Linked DNA regions of Homo sapiens: region 1 is linked to region 2. Evidence: chromatin loops called from intact Hi-C (ENCODE). Cell type or tissue: mammary epithelial cell. All regions are shown on one strand. Links, peaks and the distances in the headings refer to the core of each region. The heading gives the core; the rest is flanking DNA.

What was found. A loop is a pair of places that touch in the nucleus more often than their neighbours do. Peaks named below come from ENCODE experiments on the same cell type or tissue, not always from the same donor. Only the 100,000 strongest peaks of a DNase experiment are listed, where the experiment ranks them.
Region 1: it touches region 2 in a loop (2.8-fold over the local background); 5 of 110 quality-filtered maps call a loop at or near these places.

What each region holds. Positions count from the first base shown.
Region 1 is chr10:32,185,684-32,195,961 of GRCh38, forward strand. It overlaps the pseudogene PPIAP31. Among named protein-coding and RNA genes, the nearest start is that of KIF5B, 130 kb to the left of the region's middle. In mammary epithelial cell, for the core only: CTCF peaks have their summits at 3,943 and 5,389 (motif pointing right); no DNase peak of the experiment used is centred there; H3K27me3 peaks cover 199 bases.
Region 2 is chr10:32,134,469-32,144,746 of GRCh38, forward strand. No RefSeq gene overlaps it. Among named protein-coding and RNA genes, the nearest start is that of KIF5B, 83 kb to the left of the region's middle. RefSeq lists an enhancer at 4,769-5,498 and silencers at 9,132-9,181, 9,222-9,291. In mammary epithelial cell, for the core only: a CTCF peak has its summit at 4,981; DNase peaks (open chromatin) are centred at 5,063, 8,393 and 9,043; H3K27ac peaks cover 2,995 bases.

The DNA of each region.
Region 1 (10,278 bases), core at 751-8,750, 51 kb after region 2:
GACAGACCACTTGAGATCAGGAGTTTGAGACCAGCCTGGCCAACATGGTGAAACCCCATCTCCACTAAAAATACAAAAAATTAGCCGGGCGTGGTGGCGGGTGCCTGTAATTCCAGCTACTCGGGAGGCTGAGGCACAAGAATCGCTTGAACTTCGGAGGTGGAGGTTGCAGTGAGCCAAGATCACACCACTGCACTCCAGCATGGGTGACAGAGCGAGATTCCATCTCGAAAAAAAAAGTCATCAAGACAAAACTCCACAGCTGTCTTGTTCAGGCTCAGGGAACAGGGAAGAGGGGACAGGGGTCTGAAGCTTCTGACCATGAAGTGCACTTATCTGCCTCTGAGATCATCCATTAAGCAGGCTGGGTTCTTAGTAGGGAAGGCCTGAGCCTGTTTGCCAGTCCTGCGGGGCATTAACAGGGGTCACACTTACCTAATGCTTATCATTTTCAAATGCCTTTCATTTATATTTCCTCTAGGATGAGGACGATACTTTACTTGTGCGTAAATATATTTCCTTCTTTTAATTTTGTTTGGAATGTCATATCTGTTAATGAATTTAAATTAGTGATGAATTAGTATTTCTGTTGATAGTTGATGGACAGTCAATTTTATAGGAGAACCTAATTGACCAACCTGGGTCATAGTTGTATATTTTCAGCTCCTGACTTTCTGGTGCCACCAGTTGGAGTTACTAGTGCCCTCCTGGGAGGAAAGAGTTAACAAGCAGATCTGGTAGCCTACTCCTTGCATATATCAGGGTACCATGATTGACCATTGGCCAACTCTGGGAATGTGGCCCTTGGAATGTTCTTTGTGATAGTTAGTGATTGGTGATTTTCTCATACACACCAGGAGCAATGGACTGTGCCAGATCAGATGGTGAAATTTCTTCACACAAACATCAGAAATGAGTGGCCGGGCGTGGCGATTCACACCTGTGATCCCAGCACTTTGGGAGGCAGAGGCTGAGGCTGGAGGATCACTTGAGGTCAGGGATAGAGACCAGCATGGCCAACATGGTGAAACCCCATCTCTACTAAGAAAAATACAAAAATTAGCCTGGTGTGTCATGCGCCTGTAATCTCAGCTACTCGGGAGGCTGAGGCAGGAGAAGCACTTGAACCCAGGAGGCAGAGGTTGCAGTGAGCCGAGATCACGCCACTGCACTTTAGCCTGGGTGACGGAGTAAGACTCTGTCTCAAAAAAAAAAAAAAAAAAAATCAAGATTGAGGATGGGCACCTAGATTCTGTGTTGGGTTCTCAATTTTGGTTGCCATGGCTGGTTGCTAAGAGAATATGCGTATGTGACCATCCTCTCCCAGTAAACCTTGCACCCTGATACTCCAGTGGGTTTCCCTGGATAGAGATATTCCACACACGTTCCTGTAGTGTAGTTTTGCTGCCAGAAAAAGAAAGCACTCCTGTGGTCTCGGACAGGGAAGGACATCCGAAGCCTGTGTGAGACCTCTCTGGACTCCTCCATTGCATGTCTATTTCCTGCTTGCTTTTATTCTGTATCATTGGCTGTAATAAATCTGAGCCATGAGTATAATTTCCTATTGAGTCTTGGAGCTCTCTAGCAAGTTACTAAATTTAGGGAAGTGGTGTGCCTCAGCATATCCCCCTAAATCTCTGTCTTAGCTGTAGAGAGAACAGTAATACTTTTCCTGGTTTCTCCTACAACCCTAACTTGACAAAAATTAAGTCCCTACTCCAGTTTTGAGACCACTAATTTCTCTAAACCTGTTCTTTAAAAAAATTTCTTTAAGGCAACATTTTTAGCTCTGAGATTTAAGTTAAGTGGAGCTGCTGATACAGCTCCAATGAGTGAAGGAACACCAGGTTCTTCCTCTCAAGTTGAATTAGAAAAAACGGCAGGGACACACGTGGAGTAGTTTTAATGACTGGAGAGTTTAATAGGCAAGAAGGAAGGGAGAAGACAGAAGGAAGACCCTCCCCCATACAGAGACAGAGGGAGGGGGGCCTCTAAAGCCAAAAGAGGAAACCCCACCTGCCACGGATACCAGCCAGGTATATATACAGAGGCTGGAGGAGGTGGTGTCTGATTTACATAGGGCTCAGGGGATTGGTTTGGCCAGGCATGTCATTCACGTAGCCCGTGAAAAAGCTGGCTCTCCCACCCTAGCTTTTTAATATGCAAATACAGGGTGCCATGATGTTCTACACATGTGGGGATATGCGGGGGCGGCCATATTGCCAGGAACATGTGGGGCAAGGGCAAGAAGGCTGCAGGAATGGCCATGTTTGGGTGGACCCAGTTTCTAATGGCCATCATTTGCTTATCAAAGGTTGCCAGCCTGGCTCTAAGAGCTGGGGCTTTACAAGAAACTTTTCCAGAGATGCTTTAAAAAACGAAAACTTCCAAAGGACCCCTTTTGTCTCTATCTGACTAAAATAATTTCTTTTCTTGTTTTTTTGTTATTTGGTTTTTATTTCATAATCATAAACTTAACTCTGCAATCCAGCTAGGCATGGGAGGGAACAAGGAAAACATGGAACTGCAGCAAGAGCACAAAGATTCTAGGATACTGCGAGCAAATGGGGTGGAAGGGTGTTCTCCTGAACTACAGAAGGAATGGTCTGGTGGTTAAGATAAAACACAAGTCAAACTTATTCGAGTTGTCCACAGTCAGCAATGGTGATCTTCTTGCTGGTCTTGCCATTCCTGGACCCAAAGCGCTCCATGGCCTCCATAATATTCATGCCTTCTTTCACTTTGCCAAAGACCACATGCTTGCCATCCAACCACTCAGTCTTGGCAGTGCAGATGAAAAACTGGGAACCATTTGTGTTGGGTCCAGCATTTGCCATGGACAAGATGCCAGGACCTGTATGCTTTAGGATGAAGTTCTCATCTTCAAATTTCTCCCCATAGATGGACTTGCCACCAGTGCCATTATGGCGTGTGAAGTCACGACCCTGATACATAAACCCTGGAATAATTCTGTGAAAGCAGGAACCCTTATAACTAAATCCTTTCTCTCCAGTGCTCAGAGCACGAAAATTTTCTGCTGTCTTTGGGAACTTGTCTGCAAACAGCTAAAAGGAGACGCGGCCCAAGGGCTCGCCGTCGATGGCAATGTCGAAGAACACGGTGGGGTTGACCATGCCTAATAATACAAGGTTTTCCTCGGCAGCAGCGTCTGTCTGGCTCCATCACCAAGGCTGGAGTGCAGTGGCACAATCTCGGCTCACTGCAACCTCCACCTCTCGGGTTCAAGCAATTCTGCTGTCTCAGCCTCCCGAATAGCTGTGACTAAAGATGCCTGCCACCATGCTCAGCTAATTTTGTATTTTTCAGTAGAGATGGGGTTTCACCTTGTTGGTCAGGCTGGTCTGGAACTCCTGACCTCCAGTGATCCACCTGCCTCGGCCTCCCAAAGAGCAGGGATTATAGGCTGTGAGCCACCGCACCCAGCCAATAATTTCTTAATAACTCCTACAACACTGCCAGATAAAAAGAACCAAATAAATGAAAATAAGAAATGACAAAATAGGCCAGGCATGGTGGCTCATGCCTGTAATCTCAGCACTTTGGGATGCCGAGGTGGGTGGATCACTGGAAGCCAGGAGTTGTAGACCAGCCTGGCCAACATGGTGAAACCCCGTCTCTACTTTAAAAAAAAAAAAAAAAATTAGCTGGGCGTGGTGGTGGGCACCTGTAATCCCAGCTACTCTGTAGACAGAGGGAGGAGAATCACTTGAACCCAGGAGGTGGAGGTTGCCGTGAGCCAAGATCTTGCCACTGCACTCCAGCCTGGGTGACAGAGCAAGACTCTGTCTAAAAAAAAAAAAAAAAAAAATAGGAAATGACAAAACAGACAAGGAAGGAAGAAAAGATGCAGCAAAGCCTCTTTGGAGGTCAAAGTTCCATCTGATAAGTCTCCATATTCCCATGCTGTTCACTTTTTGGACACTGGGTGTCTTTATCCAGAAAGCAGAAAAAATTCTACCAGGAAAAGAGCATGCTTGAATAGTGTAAGTAAATGAATAAAAAAAAAAAAAGGCACCCAACACTACTAGCCTTTGACAAGGTTCTGAAAGTAAGTCAGAAAAGGAGGCGTGAGAGTAATTGAGTTGCCTTCATAGGCTTTTGTGTTTGAAATAACTGCAAGAGTATTGATTACCTCCTTCAGTCAACATTCTTGTGAAAGTTCTCATTCTGCATCCCTGCTGGGCGAGAGGCCATTTCTCCCAAGGTAGCTGGGGCATCGTTATTGATGAAGTGGACTTCAAGTGACTAGTTAGGAAAGTCCTCAGGGTTCCTTTCCCAGCCGCCTGGACCCAGGCTTGTGGACAGAGCAGGAGGCAGACCAAAGCCTTTCTTCCTCTTGCCCTCAGAGGAGTGGGGATATTTAGTTTCTTCTGTAGATTGAATGTTTAAGTCCCCTCAAAATTCACATGTCGAAGCTGGGCACAGTGGCTCACACCTGTAATCCCAGCACTTTGGGAGGCCAAGGCAGGCAGATCATCTGAGGTCAGGAGTTCAAAACCAGCCTGGCCAACATGGTGAAACCCTGGCTCTACTGAAAATACAAAAATTCACCCAGCGTGGTGGTGCACGCCTGTAATCCCAGCTACTCGGGAGGCTGAGGCAGGAGAATCACTTGACTCCGGGAGATGAAGGTTGCAGTGAGCAGAGATAGTGCCACTGCACTCTAGCCTGGACAACAGAGCAAGACTGTGTCTAAAAAAAAAAAAAAAAAAAAAAAAAAATTCACATGTTGACACCTAATCCCTAATGTGATTGTATTGTAGGTGTGGAGGTGATAAATTTCTATTTATCTTGCACCTCCCAAAGGTGATTAGGTCATAAAGGTGGAGTCCTCATGAACAGGATGAGTGCTCTTACAGAAGAGGCTTCGTGGACCACAGAGAATGCAAACACTATATGATGTGGTCTCTGTCCCAAAAAGCTTATGATACAGTTATCAGCATCACGGTCACTGTTCTCACTGCTTTCTACGGAGTTCTTACATCCGAGGCAATGTGGGGATCCACTGATTCATGTAACTCACATGATCATGGAAGAAGGTGCCTGATATGTGAGTCCTAGAACTCCTCATTCTGTATTGCTCTCTCTCTTTTAATGAAGCTTCCATTTCTAGACTACTCCTCTCTGGCTTTTCTCCTATTGCATCTCCATGAAATGTTAACAGAAACAACTCTTTTGCTTCTCATCATCAGCTTGTGAGGAGGCATGACAGAAGTGACACATTCATAACAAAGAAGATGGGAGAAGACTAAAAGATGTAAAGAAATAAAGTACCTATTGCAGTGCTTGGCACAGAACAGTTTCTAGAAAAATATTAGTTCCCTTTTTTTTCTTTTGTTTCACTGTGTCTGCACTAATAATTAGTGCCACTAGATGGCAACTTTTGGTCTAAAAACTACCCAGACAATCACTTTCAAATCTTAAAATACTTTTTGGGTTCTCTGTAACTGTATTCCACAGTGACTTTTAATGTAACAAAGTAAGAAAAATCTATTTGGGTTCCAAATAATGGAAAATGTAAATAAGTGAGCAGCAAAGTGCTCTTTGGGCAGAAAAACTGTCTAATGCTATGTCCTGGCCAGAATTTGGCATATAATTCTGCTTAAGAGTATTAATTATTGTGACTACTACTTAAGCACACTGAATGTTAAATTTCTATTTATCTTGCAGGATTCTCAGCATTCCCTGGTGACAATGCTTGTTTCATATTTAGGAGCTCCCCATATTTGCAGCAATCTATTCTTAGAAATAATTTTTTTGGAGAGTTCACTGGCCACAGATCACTCAGATACTGTTCCCCAAGAATTGAAAGGACAGAATCCTCAGCAAGCATTTTTTAAATTATTTACTTTCATTGCTATATAAGAGTTGTATATATTTGCTCAGTAAACTCTTGCAGGAGAATTTAGAGTAACATTTCAGCCTTTTCTCTCAAGTTTGTGATTTTAAAAATGGCTGGAAACATTTATTGAGCACTTATTGTACTGCCAGTTATTATGTTGCATATTATATAATAATCCTATGATAAGTTGGTGGAATTTTTATTTTTTCCAACCAATTTATGTTTATTCCAAAATTGCGAAGTTGGTTAAATATTTGAGAAACAAACAATGTAACTTATGTACTAAGAGAATAAAGGAGGAAAATTGTATAATTTACTCATTAGATACAGGAAAGTCTCCACCAAAATTCAATACTCATTCAAAGTAAAAACTCATTGCAAACTGTGAATAGACGGAAACTTCTGGCTGGGGGCAGTGGCTCATGCCTATAATCCCAGCACTTTGGGAGACCAAGGCAGGTGGATCACCTGAGGTCAGGAGTTCGAGACCAGCCTGGCCAACATGGCAAAACCCCATCTCTACCAAAAATACAAAAAATTAGCTGAGTGTGGTGGTGCACACCTATAATCCCAGATACTCAGGAGTCTGAGGTGGGAGAATGGCTTGAACCAAGCAGGTGGAAGTTGCAGTGAGCCGAGATTGCACCACTACACTCCAGCTTGGGTGACTGGTCTCAAAAAATAATAATAATAAATTTATTAATAATAAAATTAAAAATTAAAAACATCTTTGAATCAAAGGACACTATCAACAGAGTGAAATAATAATAAAATTAAATTTAAAAACAAACTTTAATTTGGTAATGGGTATCTGCAAAAAACCCTACATTAAATCTTACTAATTTTTTGGTAATTAAAGGCAATTTTAATAGAAAACTTGCTATTCTATTATTTTTCCCAATACAGTATTTTTTTTTAATTATGGTAAAATATAATGAACATAAAACTTACCATTTTAGCCATTTTAAGCGGCATTAAGGTACATTCACATTGTTGTACAACCATCATTGCCGTCCATCACCAGACATTTTCATCTTCCCAAACTAAAACTCTGTACCCATTAAACAACAGCTCGATTCCCTCAGTTTCCCAGGCTCTGGAAATCACCATTCTGCTTTCTGTCTCTATGACTTTGTCTACTCCAGGGACCTCATATATGTGGAATCATACAGTATTTTGTGACTAGCTTATTTCACTTAGTCCTGTAGCTTATTTCACATAGGATAATGTCCTCAAATTTCATCCACATTGTAGTATGTGTCAGAATGTACTTCCTTTTTAAGGCTGAATAATATTCCATGGTAGGTATATATCACAATTTGTTTATCTACTCATCCATCAATGGACATTTGGGTTGCTTCTACCTTTTGGTTATTGTGAATAATGGTGCTATGAATATAGGTATACAAATATCTCTCCAAGGCCCTACTTTTGATTATTTTGGGTGTATACTCAGAAAGAAAACTGCCAGATAATGTGGTAGTTCTATTTTCAATTTTTTGAGGAGCCGTCATGCGATTTTCCACAGTGGCCGCACCACTTTACATTTTTACCAGCAGTGTAGGAGGGTTCCACATTCACCATTTCTTGCCAACACTTGTTATTTTTTGCTTTTTGTGTTTGTGATTTTTGTTTGTTTGTTTGTTTTTGAGAGCAGCCATTCTAATATGTATGAGGTGGTATCTCATGAGGTGGTTTCGCTTTGGATTTCCCTAATGATTAGCAATACTGAGCATCTTTTCATGTGCTTATTGGCCATTTGTGTATCTTCTTTGAAGTTCTTTGCCAATTTTTAAATTGGGTTGTTTTGTTGTTGAGTTGTGAGAGTTCTTTATATATTCTAGCTATTAACTCCTTATTAGATATATGATTTGCAAATGCTTTATCCCATTCCATGGGTTTTTGGCTTTTCACTCTGTTGATAGTGTCCTTTGATTCAAATAAGTTTTTAATTTTGATGTAATCCAATTTATGTCTTTTTTATTGTTGTCTGTGTGTTGGTGTTATATCCAAAAAGTCACTGCCAGATCTTATGTCATGAAGATTTTCTTGTATGTTTTCTTCTAAGAGTTTTATAGTTTTAGGTCTTATATTTATGTTTTTGATCTATTTTGAGTTAATTTTGTATATGAGTCCTACTTCATTTTTTTTGTATGTGGATATCCAGTTTTCCCAACATCAATTTTTGAAAAGACTGTCCTTTCTCCATTGAATGGTCTTGTCATCCTTGTTGAAAATCATTTGACCATATATGCAATGGTTTATTTTGGGGCTGTCTACCCCATTCCATTGGTCTATATGTCTTTTTTTTAATGCCAGTACCACACTGTTTTGATTATTGTAGCTTTGTTGAAATCAGGAGGGGGCGAGTCCTCCAGCTTTGTTCTTTTTTAAGATTGTTTTCAGCCAGGTGCGGTGGCTCACACCTGTAATCCCAGCACTTTGGAAGGCCGAGGCAGGCGGATCACGAGGTCAGGAGTTTGAGACCAGCCTGCCCAACATGGTGAAACCCCATCTCTACTAAAAATACAAAAATTAGCTGGGCATGGTGGTGTACACCTGTAATCTCAGCTACTCAGGAGGCCGAGGCAGGGCAATTGCTTGAAACTGGGAGGCGGAGGTTGCAATGAGCCCAGATGGTGCCACTGCACTCCAGCCTGGGTGACAGAGTGAGACTTCATCTCAAAAAAAGGAAAAGACTGTTTTGGCTATTTGGGGTCCCTTGAGATTTCATATTAATTATAATTTTAGTATGGATTTTTCTATTTCTGCAAAAAATATCATTGGGATTTGGATAGGATTTGAACCTGTGGATTGCTTTGCATAGTATAAACATCTTAACAACAGTAAGTCATACATTCTATGGACATGAGACCTTTTTCTATTTATTTGTGCCCTAATTTTATTCACCAATGTTTTATAGTTTTTATTGTACAAGTCTTTCGTCTCCTTGATTAAGCTTATTCTAAGCATTTTATTCTCTTCGATACTATTATAAATAAAATAGTTTTGGCCAGGTGCAGTGGCTCACACCTGTAATCCCTTTGGGATTACAGCCTGTAAACTTTGGGAGGCTGAGGCAAGTGGATCATGAGGTCAAGAGATCAAGGCCATCCTGGCCAACATGGTGAAACCCCGTCTCTACTAAAAATACAAAAATTAGCTGGGCGTGGTGGCACGTGCCTGTAATCCCAGCTACTCTGGAGGCTGAGGCAGGAGAATCACTTGAACCCAGGAGGCGGAGGTTGCAGTGAGCTGAGATCGCGCTACCGCATTCCAGCCTGGCAACAGAGCGAGACTCTGTCTCAAAAAAATAAATAAATAAATAAAATAAAAATAAATAAATAAAATAGTTTTTAAAATTTATCTTATCAGATTGTTAATTCTTGGCATATAGAAATGTAACTGACTTTGCATGTTGATTTTTTATCCTGCAACTTTGCTACATTCATGTATCAGTTCTAATAATTTTCAGAAATATTTAGGGTTTTCTTTTTTTTTTTTTTTTTGAGTTTCGCTCTTGTTGCCCAGGGTGGAGTGCAATGGCGCGATCTCAGCTCACTGCAACCTCCACCTCCCAGGTTCAAGCAATTCTCCCACCTCAGCCTCCCGAGTAGCTGGGATTACAGGCATGAGCCACCACGCCCGGCTAATTTTGTATTTTTAGTAGAGACAGGGTTTCTCCATGTTGGTCAGGCTGGTCTCGAACTCCTGACCTCAGGTGATCTGCCCGCCTCGGCCTCCCAAAGTGCTAGGATTATAGGTGTAAGCCACCGTGCCCGGCCTATATGTAGGGTTTTCTAAATGTAAAGTCTTATTATCTGTGAACAGAAATAATGTTTTTCTTCCTTTCAAATATGGATGCCATTTACTTGTTTTTCTTGAGTAATTGCTTTGCCTAGACCCTCCAGTACTGTGTTGAGTGGAAATTGTTGGCCGAGCACGGTGGCTCATGCCTGTAATCCCAGCACTTTGGGAGGCCGAGGCAGGTGGATCACCTAAGGTCAGGAGTTCGAGATCAGCTTGGCCAACATGATGAAACCCCATCTCTACAAAAATACAAAAATTAGTGGGGCATGGTGGCAGGGGTCTGTAATCCCAGCTACTAGGGAGGCTGAAGCAGGAAAATCACTTGAACCTGGGAGGCAGAGGTTGCAGTGAGCCAAGAGCCAAGATCGAGCCATTGTACTCCAGCCTGGGCGACAGAGCAAGACTCCGTCTCAAAAAAAAAAAAAAAAAAAGAATTGTCTTGTTCCTGATCTCAGGGAAAAAGCTTTTAGTCTTTAGCCATTGACTATGATGTTAGCTGTGGGCTTTTCATATATGACCTTTATTATGTTGAGGTAGTTTCCTTCTACTTGTTCAGTGTTTTGTATCATAAAAGGGTGTTGGATTTTGTCAAGAGTTTTTTCTGC
Region 2 (10,278 bases), core at 1,246-9,245:
GGTTCAGCATAATTAGTTGCTTGGTTGGTGAGTTTTTGGGCTCTATCCTTGAGTTTTTTTATGTTGTCATATACCAGGCCAGGTTGATTTAGGTGAAAACAACACTCTTCATTTAAAAATATACAGAGTCCTCATTTTTCAGCAGTGAGTAAATTGAGGCCTCAGCGATTTTGGAGGAAAGAGAAATGCAAAGCCAGCAATTGTTTGTTAAAGAACGATTAGAAATGGCTAGGAGATAGTGAGTGAGATTGATAGTGTGGTGGAGATAGCTGGGGAGAGGTAGTAGGTGGCATAAGAATGGGAACGAGAATAAGAGTGAGTATAAAAGTAAACAATAGGACTTCATCGGGATGAAAGTGTTGGAGTGTGTCCTGTCAGCAAAGATCATCTATCCACTCCAAGAGGGAGTCAAGAGTGGAGGATTGGGGATAGATATTCATGATGGAAAGGAAATGAGAGGATTTAAGAGGTGGGCGAACGGCTTGTAACCTACATGGAAGAGGTTATGAAATGACAACAGAATAGAATGGGCCTGTGAGGCTGGAAGGAGATATTTTCCTTGGTTCAAGAACCATTTGCCTTGTGTGGGAAGAGATTGATAGGTGGAAACTTCAGTGGGAGAGTAAAGAGGAGTGACCAATGAGAAGGAGAAAAACTGGTCATGAGGGACAGAAGTTGGAAGCTAGCTGCTTCTTTAGCTACCTTATCAGCATAAGTGTTGCCCTGAGTGATGAGATCTGATGCCTTTTGATGGCCCTTGCAGTGAATGACTCCAGCTTCCTTTGGAAGTAAAGCGGCTTTGAAAAGAGTTTTTATTAAAAAGGCATTGATGATGGAGGACCCTTGCATAGTGAGGAAATTTATTTCTGCCCATATAACAGCATGATGGTGCAGGATATGCAAGGCATATTTAGAGTCAGTATAAATATTGATGCGTAGTCCCTTTGCAAGAGTGATGGCCCCAGTTAAGGCAATGAGTTTGGCTTACTGAGAGGTAGTGGAGGGGGGCAGAGCAGTAGCCTCAATGATAGACATGTAAGATACTATAGCATAGCCTGCCTTTGCTGGTGAGTGGCAATTAGGCCTGGTGGAACTGCCATCAATAAACCAAGTGTGATCAGGGTGAGGAACAGGAAAGAAGGAAATATGGGGAAATGGAGTGAATGTCAGGTGGATCAGAGAGATACAGTCATGGGGGTCAGGTGTGGTATCCAGAATAATGTGGGAGGCCGGATTGAAGTCTGGGCCAGGAACAATGGTAATTGTGGGAGACTCAACAAAGACTGAGTATATAGCTGAAGGTGCTAGGGGGCAGAAAGTATATGCATCAAGTGTGAGGAGGAAAATAGATTTTGAAAGTTATGGGAACTGTAGAGAGTTAAGTGGAGCATAGCTTGTGATTTTGAGGGCCTCTAAAATTATTAAAGCAGCGGCAGCTGCCACACACAGACATGAGGGCTATGCTAAATCAGTTAGGTCAAGTTGTTTGGACAGAAAGGCTACAGGGCACGGTCCCGGCTCTTGTGTAAGAATTCTGACCGCACAGCCCTGTACTTCGGCTGTGTGTAATAAAAAGGGTTGGGATGAGTTAGGGAAAGCTAGTGTGGGAGCAGCTTTTAGGGCTGTTTTTTAAGGAATGGAAAGGGGAGTGGGGAAAGGATTTAGGATTTATGGGGTCAGCTAGGTTTATCTAGACTGGGTTGTGGAGGGAGGTATTGAGGATAGGAGAGTATATGGGTTTGGCACCAAGGGGTGGATAAGCCAGACAATTTGGTTGATAAGGCACAGATCCTGAACTAAGCTGTAAGACTTGTCTGGTTTTTGGTCAGGTAAAATGGGGGAATTGTAAGGAGAGTTTATAGGCTTTAAAAGGCCATGCTGTAATAGGCAAGTGATAACAGGCTTTAATCCTTTTAAAGCATACTGTGGGATGGGATATTGGCATTGAGCAGGGTAAGGGTGATTAGGTTTTAATGGGATGGTAAGGGGTGCATGATCGATCGTCAAGGAGGAGTAGAAGTGTCCTATACTTGTGGATTAAGGTGGGGAGATACAAGGAGAGGATGTGAAGGAGGCTTTGAACTGGGAGAAAAGGCAGCAATGAGGTGTGGTTGTAGCCCAGGAATAATCAGGGAAGCAGATAATGTAGTTAAAATGTCTCCACCTAATAAGGGAACTGGGCAGATGGGGATAACTAAAAAAGAGTGCATAAAAGAATGTTGTCCAAGTTGGCACCAGAGTGGGGGAGTTTTAAGGGGTTGTGAAGCTTGGCCGTCAATACCCACAACAGTTATGGGGGGCAAGGGAAACAGGCCCTTGAAAAGAAGGTAATGTGGAGTGGGTAGCCTCCGTATTGATTAAGAAGGGGACCCACTTACCCTCCACTGTAAGAGTTACGCAAAGCATCTGTGATGGTCCTATAGTCTTCCAAGGCAATCAGGCAGTGTCAGTCTTCAGCTGCTAAGCCGAGAAGATCTGGGAGGGAGTCAGTCAGAGAGCCTTGGGCCAGAGTTCCAGGGGCTCTGGGAGTGGCTGTGGGGTTGGACAGTCGGATTTCCAGTGGGGTCCTGCACAGATGGGACATGGCTTAGGAGGAATCCCGGGCTGCAGACATTCCTTGGCCTAGTGGCCAGATTTCCAGCACTTGAAGCAAGATCCTGGGGGAGGCGGTCCTGGAGGAACAGCTGGCCACTGCGGTTCAGACGTTTTGGAATTCTTGTGTGCTGGAGATGTGGCTGGAGTTTCTCTCACAGTGGAGGCAAGTAATTGCAACTCAGAAATACGTGGCTACTTGGCTGCCTCTACTCTATTATTGTACACCTTGAAGGTGAGGTTAATTATGTCCTGTTGTGGGGTTTGAGGGCCGGAATCTAATTTTTGGCACTTGTTCTAATGTTGGGAGTGGATTGGGTAATAAAATGTATATTGAGAATAAGACAGCCTTCCTCTGGTGTCTAGGACAGTAAAGTGTCTAAGGGTTGTTGCCAAACGGGCCATGAACTGGGCTGGGTTTGTATATTTGATGAAAAAGAGCCTAAATGCTAACTGATCTGGGAGAGGTCAGAAAAAGAAAAAAGGAGCATTAACCTTGACTATGCCTTTAGCTCCAGCCACCTCCTTAAGAGGAAATTGTTGGGCAGGTGGAGGAGGGCTAGTCGCGCAACAAAACTGTAGGCCAGACCAGGTATGAGGAGGGGAGATAATAGAAAGATTATAGGGAGGGGGAGCAGAGGCTGAGGAAGAATTGGGACCTGGCTAGGCCTGGCGAGGAGCAGCCTGGGGAGAAGGGGAGAGGTCGGATGAGTCCGTAGAAAAGAAGGATTCAAAGGACTCAGAGCTTCGGGTGGAAACTGAACGAACAGACAGGAAAGAAAGAAGAAAGATTTGAGACAAGTCACATTGGGAGCTTTTCACACAGGCTAAGGGAGAAGAAGGGGAAATGGAGGGCGGAAGGTTGCCCATAGTGAAGGAGGTAAGTTTAAAGAGAAAGGTAGAGACACAGAGAAGGGGGTGGGTGAGCAGCCAAAGCAGGCGTCCCCGCAATTGACTTGCCACCAAGGGAATGTGGGTGAATGACCAAGGCAGGCGTCCCCGTGGTGATCAGACACCAATGAAATGTGGGTGAATAATCAGGCAGGCGTCCCCGCAGTGATTAAACACCAAGGGAAGACTGTCTTCCCGAGTCCGTGACCGGCGCCGGAGTTTCGGGTCCACGGATAAAATGTGTCTCCTTTGTCTCTACTAGAGAGGGAAAATAACTGGAATTGGAAGGACAGGGAGATTGAAGGGTAGCGAGAGAGGAAGATTGAAGGGTAGCAAGAGAGGCTGAAGACGAGTGAAAACACCGCTTACCAGATTTGAAATTGGTGAGATGTTCCTTGGGCTGGTTGGGCTGAGGACCTGAGGTCGTAGGTGGATCTCCCTAGGGAGTGAGGGCGAGGACAGGGGACCGGTCTCCCGAAGGAGTCCTCCTGTCCCGGGTCTTCGGCACCAAATGTCACGCGGGTCCGTGTGAAGAGAGTCCACCAACAGGCTTTGTGTGAGCAACAAGGCTGTATATTTCACCTGGGTGCAGGCAGGCTGAGTCCAAAAAAGGAGTCAGCAAAGGGTGGTGGGATTATCATTAGTTCTTATAGGTTTGGGATAGGCATACAAAGTACCTTCTTAAGGGCTAGGGGAGAATATTACAAATTACCTTCTTAAGGGTGGGGCAGAATGTATGTATCAGTAAGGGTAGGGCAGGAACAAATCACAATGGTGGAATGTCATCAGTTAAGGCTATTTTCACTTCTTTTGTGAATCTTCAGTTGCTTCAGGCCATCTGGATGTATACATGCAGGTTACAGGGGATATGATGGCTTAGCTTGGGCTCAGAGGCCTGGCACCCACCTTTTTGGACAAACCAATGTACTTCTTAAATATATTGATTGATGTCTCATGTCTCCCTAAATGTGTAAAACCAAGCTGTGCCCCGACCCACCTTGGACACATGTCATCAGGACCTCCTGAGGCTGTGTCACAGTGTGCGTCCTTAGCTTTGGCAAATAAACCTCCTAAAATGAGACTTGTCTCATCATTTTTCTTGACTGACAGAAGCTACGCAAGACCATCTCTGCAGGCTGCTGGCAGTTCCTTGAAGAGTACAGCTTTGGGGGCTTCTTGCCAGGTGCAAAAAAACACATTCACGTTTTACAGTGTGTTAAGGATCTCTCCTGTGTTTTGTGCTCCTCCTGGTTCCACCTGACTCCCTAAGAGGCTCCAAGAGTTGAATTTGCTGGCCTATTTCGAGGGATGGCCTTGCAGAGCTCCTCATTTCCTTTCTATTTTGTCTCCTTTAACCCAGCCTGTTGCTCAACTCTTTCCCCAAATCCCCAGGAATAACCCAAGGAAGAGAAGAAAAAGAGCTGCCAGTTAAAGTCACTCCAGATTCCCAAGGCAACCTGTTCCCCTGCCCACCCCCCTGCCGCTCCCCGCGGGGAGGCAGTCCTGCCTAGCACCACAGCAGGAGAATCAGCTGTTTCCTGCCCAACCTCAGTGGCTCAGGCTGAGTCATCCTTTTCCCTGCCTGGGTCAAGGCGTGGCTTCTCCAATCCCTTACAAAATGCTTCCGCCCCAAAATGCTCAGGCCAGCCTGTTAAGGGCTGGAGAGCCAACTCATTCAGTGTCTCCTTTGAATTTCATGAATTAAAAATGACTGCACTTAAAGCCCCAAAGTGCCACTAACAGACCTGAGGTGAACCCTGTTGGCCTTTGGCAGAAACCAAACTGCCCACATGCATTAAGTCCAGCGGGAGGACTGGGGGTTGGCCAGGGCCTGGCCTCTCCGATGACTAAAGAGACATGTGAGCAAAACCAGCTGTGGTCAGCATCATTCTTTTTTTGAGATGGGATCTCACTCTGTCACCCAGGCTGGAGTGCAAAGGCGCAACTAGGGCTCACTGCAACCTTCATCTCCTGGGCTGAAACAATCCTCCCATCTCAGCCTCCCAAGTAGCTGGGACTACAGGCATGCGCCACCATGCTCAGCTCATTTTTTTTTTTTTTTTTTTTTTGTAGAGATAGGGTTTCGCCATAGGGTTTCGCCATGTTGACCAGGCCAGTCTCAAACTCCTGGCCTCAAGTGATCCACCTACCTCAGCCTCCCAAAGTGCTTGGATTACAGACTTGAGCCGCCACACCCAGCCATCATCAGTCTTGCTTGTTTATTCAAAATGTAGGTATGGGGTATCCGTTATGAACCCAGAAGCATCTGAGACAGGACTCAGTCAATTTAGAAAGCTTATCTTGCCAAGGTTAAGGATGCACCCATGACACACCTCAGGGGGTCCTGGTGACATGTGCCCAACAAGGTCGGGGCATAGCTTGCTTTTATACATTTGATGGAGACACGAGACATTAATCAATATGTCTAAGATGTGTATTGGTTCCATCTGGAAGGGCGGGACAACTTAAAGATGGGGCAGCTTCCAGGTCATAGATAGATTTTAAAATGTTCTGTTTGGCAATTGGTTGAAAAAGTTATTATCAACAGAAAGGAATGTTTGGGTTACGAAAAGGGGTTGTAGACACCAAGTTTTTATCATGCGGATGAAGCCTCTGGGTAGTAGGCTTCAGAGAGAATAGATTGTAAATGTTTCTTATCAGACTTAAGGTCTGTGTTAATGTTAATGTTGGTCAGCTTTTCCTGAATTCCAAAGACAGGAGGGGATCATGAGGCATGTCCAACGCCCCCTTCCATCATGGCCTGAACTAGTTTTTTCAGGTGAACTTTCAAATGCCATTGGCTGAAAGGAGGGATCCATTCAGATGGTTAGTGGGCTTTAGAATTTTATTTTTGGTTTGCACTGTGACACATTGCTCAGAACCAACTTAGCGCACCACTGAGGACACCTTTTGCCCCTCGTTTCCAGCACTCCACTTGGCTGGTTTTAAGGTGCTAAATTCTGGAAGGGTAGAGATTGTGTCTGTGTACCCCCATGGGTGACAAGCAGAGGGCCCTGCATGCAGTGGGTGCTCAATTGATGCTTATTACGAGAAGAGATACAAATGAATGGGGATTCTACTGATTCCTATTACTACTCAATAACTAACAAGAGCTTCACGGTACTTAGTAGCTCTTTGTACTCCTTCTCCAGTAAACTTAATTTCAGATCATCGGTGCTTATGCAAGTCCTGTTTGATAACTGGGAAGCCTGAAATTGAGTGAGGTCATCAGTTGGCTACCACTCAATCTGACAGAATAAAATTCAGTCTTCCTTGTTGGCACCTTGAAGCTTTATTGTTTAGGAGGAGCAGAGATCTAAGAGGGAAATGAATGTCATAGCCGGTCACTTGGGCTGGCTGATTCAAGCTTAACTGAAGGTGACCTGAGACAAGAAAATTGCATTTGTTTCTGTGGCTGCAGAATTTTTTCAGGGGCAGATGCACAGCCAAGGTGCAGGGCCTCTGGGGTCCTTAGGGATGGCTGTGTTTTTCATGAGAAGCCTGGAAAGGAAGAAGGACTGGGAAGTAAGTGGGGGTGAAATGAACAAACAAAACTAGGAAGCCACCCTGCGATGGGCACATGCCGGGGTTGGCCTCCATGCCTTCATCTCTGTCGGGAGGCACAGACGTCCCGGAGCCCCAGAGGTCCTGGAGCCCCAGACAACAGCACTTATCTTAAATATTTCCCAATACCTTCACACTCATGGAAACAGAAGAAATGTTTCAAGGAGGAGACAGTGACATCATGCTCACTTTTGCGTGTAGCTCCAAGTTGTGCTGCGCCCTTTATTGTCATTCTGCAAACTCCCACGCTTAGCTTTTCCCTTCAAGCCGGAGAGGTGGAGTAAGTGGATTCCTCTATGTCCAGATGGGACTCTGATTCTCTCTCTTTTTTGTTTTGCTTTTTGTTTGTTTGTTTGCTTGTTTGTTTTTTTGAGATGGAGTCTCGCTCTGTCACCCAGGCTGGAGTGCAGTGGCACGACCTCCATCCCCCAGGTTCAAGTGATTCTCCTGCCTCAGCCTCCCAAGTAGCTGAGATTACAGATGCCCACCACCATGCCCAGCTAATTTTTGTATTTTTAGTAGAGATGGGGTTTCACCATGTTGGCCAGGCTGGTCTTGAACTCCTGACCCCAGGTGATCCACCCACCTTGGCCTCCAGAAGTGCTGGGATTACAGGCGTGAGCCACCAGAACCAGCCTTTTTTTTTTTTTTTTTTGACACAGGGTCTCACTCTGTCACCTGGGCTGGAGTGCAGTGGCTCCATCAGGGTTCACTGCAGCCTTGACTTCCTGGGCTGAAGCCATCCTTCCACCTCAGCCTCCTGAGTAGCTGGGACTAGAGGCAACATCACCACACTGGCTATATTGCCCAGGCTGGTCTCAAACTCCTGGACTCAGGCGATCCTCCTGCCTTGGCCTCCCAAAGCGCTGAGATTACAGGCATGAGCCACCATGCCTGGACTGATTCTCTCTTTTTTTTTTTTTTTAGAGACAGAAACTCACTCTGCCGCCTGAGCTACAGTGCAGTGACACAATCATAGCTCACTGCAGCCTCAAACTCCTGGGCTCAAACTCCATAGCTTACTACCTCAGTCTCCCAAGTAGCTGGGACTACAGGAACACACTACCATACCCAGCTAATTTTTGTATTTTTTTGGTAGAGAAGGAGTCTCTCTTTATTGCCCAGGCTGGTCTTGAACTCCTGGTCATCCTCTTGCCTTGGCCTCCCAAAATGCTGAGATTACAGGTGTGAGCCACCGTGCCAAGCTAGGACTCTGATTCTTAAATGGCCACATTCATGAATCACTATTTTTGGAGAGTCATTGTTTAGCAGGTCATTATGCACAGATTTTCCAAAAACCCACCTGGAGAAAACCGCTCACACTATGGCCTTGAGCATTGATGTCATCAGCACATAGGCCAGAGGGACCAGCTGTGAGTAATGCCCATAACAAGGGAACTTTCCATCTCAGGGAGAAGTTAGGGCTTTGCAAGATGTCTTATGGATGACACACAACTTTTATCTTCATTAATTAAAAGCAGTAAGAGTTTAAATTATGATAGCAATAATAGTAATTGTATGTAGCACTTTTTCGAAGTCCTGAGATATTGCTGCATTCCCCTCCTTTAGCCCCAAGAAGAATCTATTCCTTCCTCTGTGTCCTTATTTAGAGCTTATCTCTGGGTGGCATGAAAGAGACAGAGCACACTAAACTTAAACCAGAAGTCCTGAGTTTGAATCCTCATCTATCACTTATTAGTTAGAAGGCCTAAAATATTCACTCAAAATTTTATTCTCTGAACCTTGGTTTGCTAATCCATACAATAAAGACAATCACAAAATTTATCTCAAAGAATCATTGTGAGGATTATATGAGGTCCCAAGCAAGAAGTCAGGCTTTCAAAAAATACTTGATGGAAGAAGGAATTACACTGTATCCTAATGAATCAATCAACGTGTCTCAACTGGAACTGGCTTCATGCCGGTGATGGGACAGGACTTACTCATCTTTGTATCCCTGGCACCCAGCAAGTGCCCAGCCCATAATAGGTGCTGAATAAATGTTATTGAATCTATGAATGAATGAGCCTTGTAACTCATGACACTACTAGGGCAACTAGTCTGGGCAGTGTTGTCAAGAGCTCTGCTGAGCTGGAGAGGGCTGAACTGCCGGGGGCTGCCGATTAAGACAGCAAACTGAAATGAAAGTGAGAGTCTTGGCCAGGTGCAGTGGCTCACCCGCAGCCTCGAACTCTTGGGCTCAAGTGATCCTCCCACCTCAGTCTCCCAAGTAGCTGGAACTATAAGAATGTACCACCACATTTGGCTACTTTTTGTATTTTTTATAGAGATGGGGTCTCATCATGTTGCTGATCTTGAACTTCTGGCGATCCTCCTGCCTTGGCCTCCCAAAGTGTTGGGATTACAGGCGTGAGCCACCGTGACAGGCTAGAACTCTGATTCTTTTTTTTTTTTTTTTTTTTTTGAGATGGAGTTTCACTCTTGTTGCCCAGGCTGGAGTGCAATGGTGCGATCTCGGCTCACTGTAACCTCCGCCTCCCGGGTTCAAGCTATTCTCCTGCCTCAGCCTCCCAAGTAGCTGAGATTACAGGCATGCACCACCACGCCTGGCTAGTTTTGTATTTTTCATAGAGACAGGGTTTCTTCATGTTGGTCAGGCTGGTCTCGAACTCCTGACCTCAGATGATCCACCTGCCTCGGCCTCCTGAAGGGCTGAAATTACAGGCGTGAGCCACTGCACCCAGCCAGAACTCTAATTCTTAAATGGCCTCATTAAAGAACCAGCGGTTTTGAGGGGCATTGCATTCATGGGGTCATTGTGCACTCATGCTTTAGGACATCAAGCTGGGGCGGTGGCTCATGCCTAGAAATCCCAGCCTTTTGAGAGGCCAAGACGGGAGGATCACTTGAGGCCAGAGGTTTTAGACCAGCCTGGGCAACATAGTGAGACCTCATCTCTACTAAAAATAAAAATAAATAAATAAATTAGCTGGGTGTGGTGGTGACAGGGCTTGGCACTCCTGCACTTCAGGACACCATCTGGTCAAGAATATTCCCTTTGGCTGGGTGCAATGGCTCATGTCTGTAATCCCAGGACTTTGAGAGTATGAGACAAGGAGACTGCCTGAGGCCAGGAGTTCAAGACCACCCTGGGCAGCATAGCAAGACTCTGTCTCTACAAAAAAAAAAATTAAAAATTAGCCAGGTGTGGTGACAAGCACCTGTAGTCCCAGCTACTCAGGAGGCTGAGACGGGAGGATCACTTGAGCC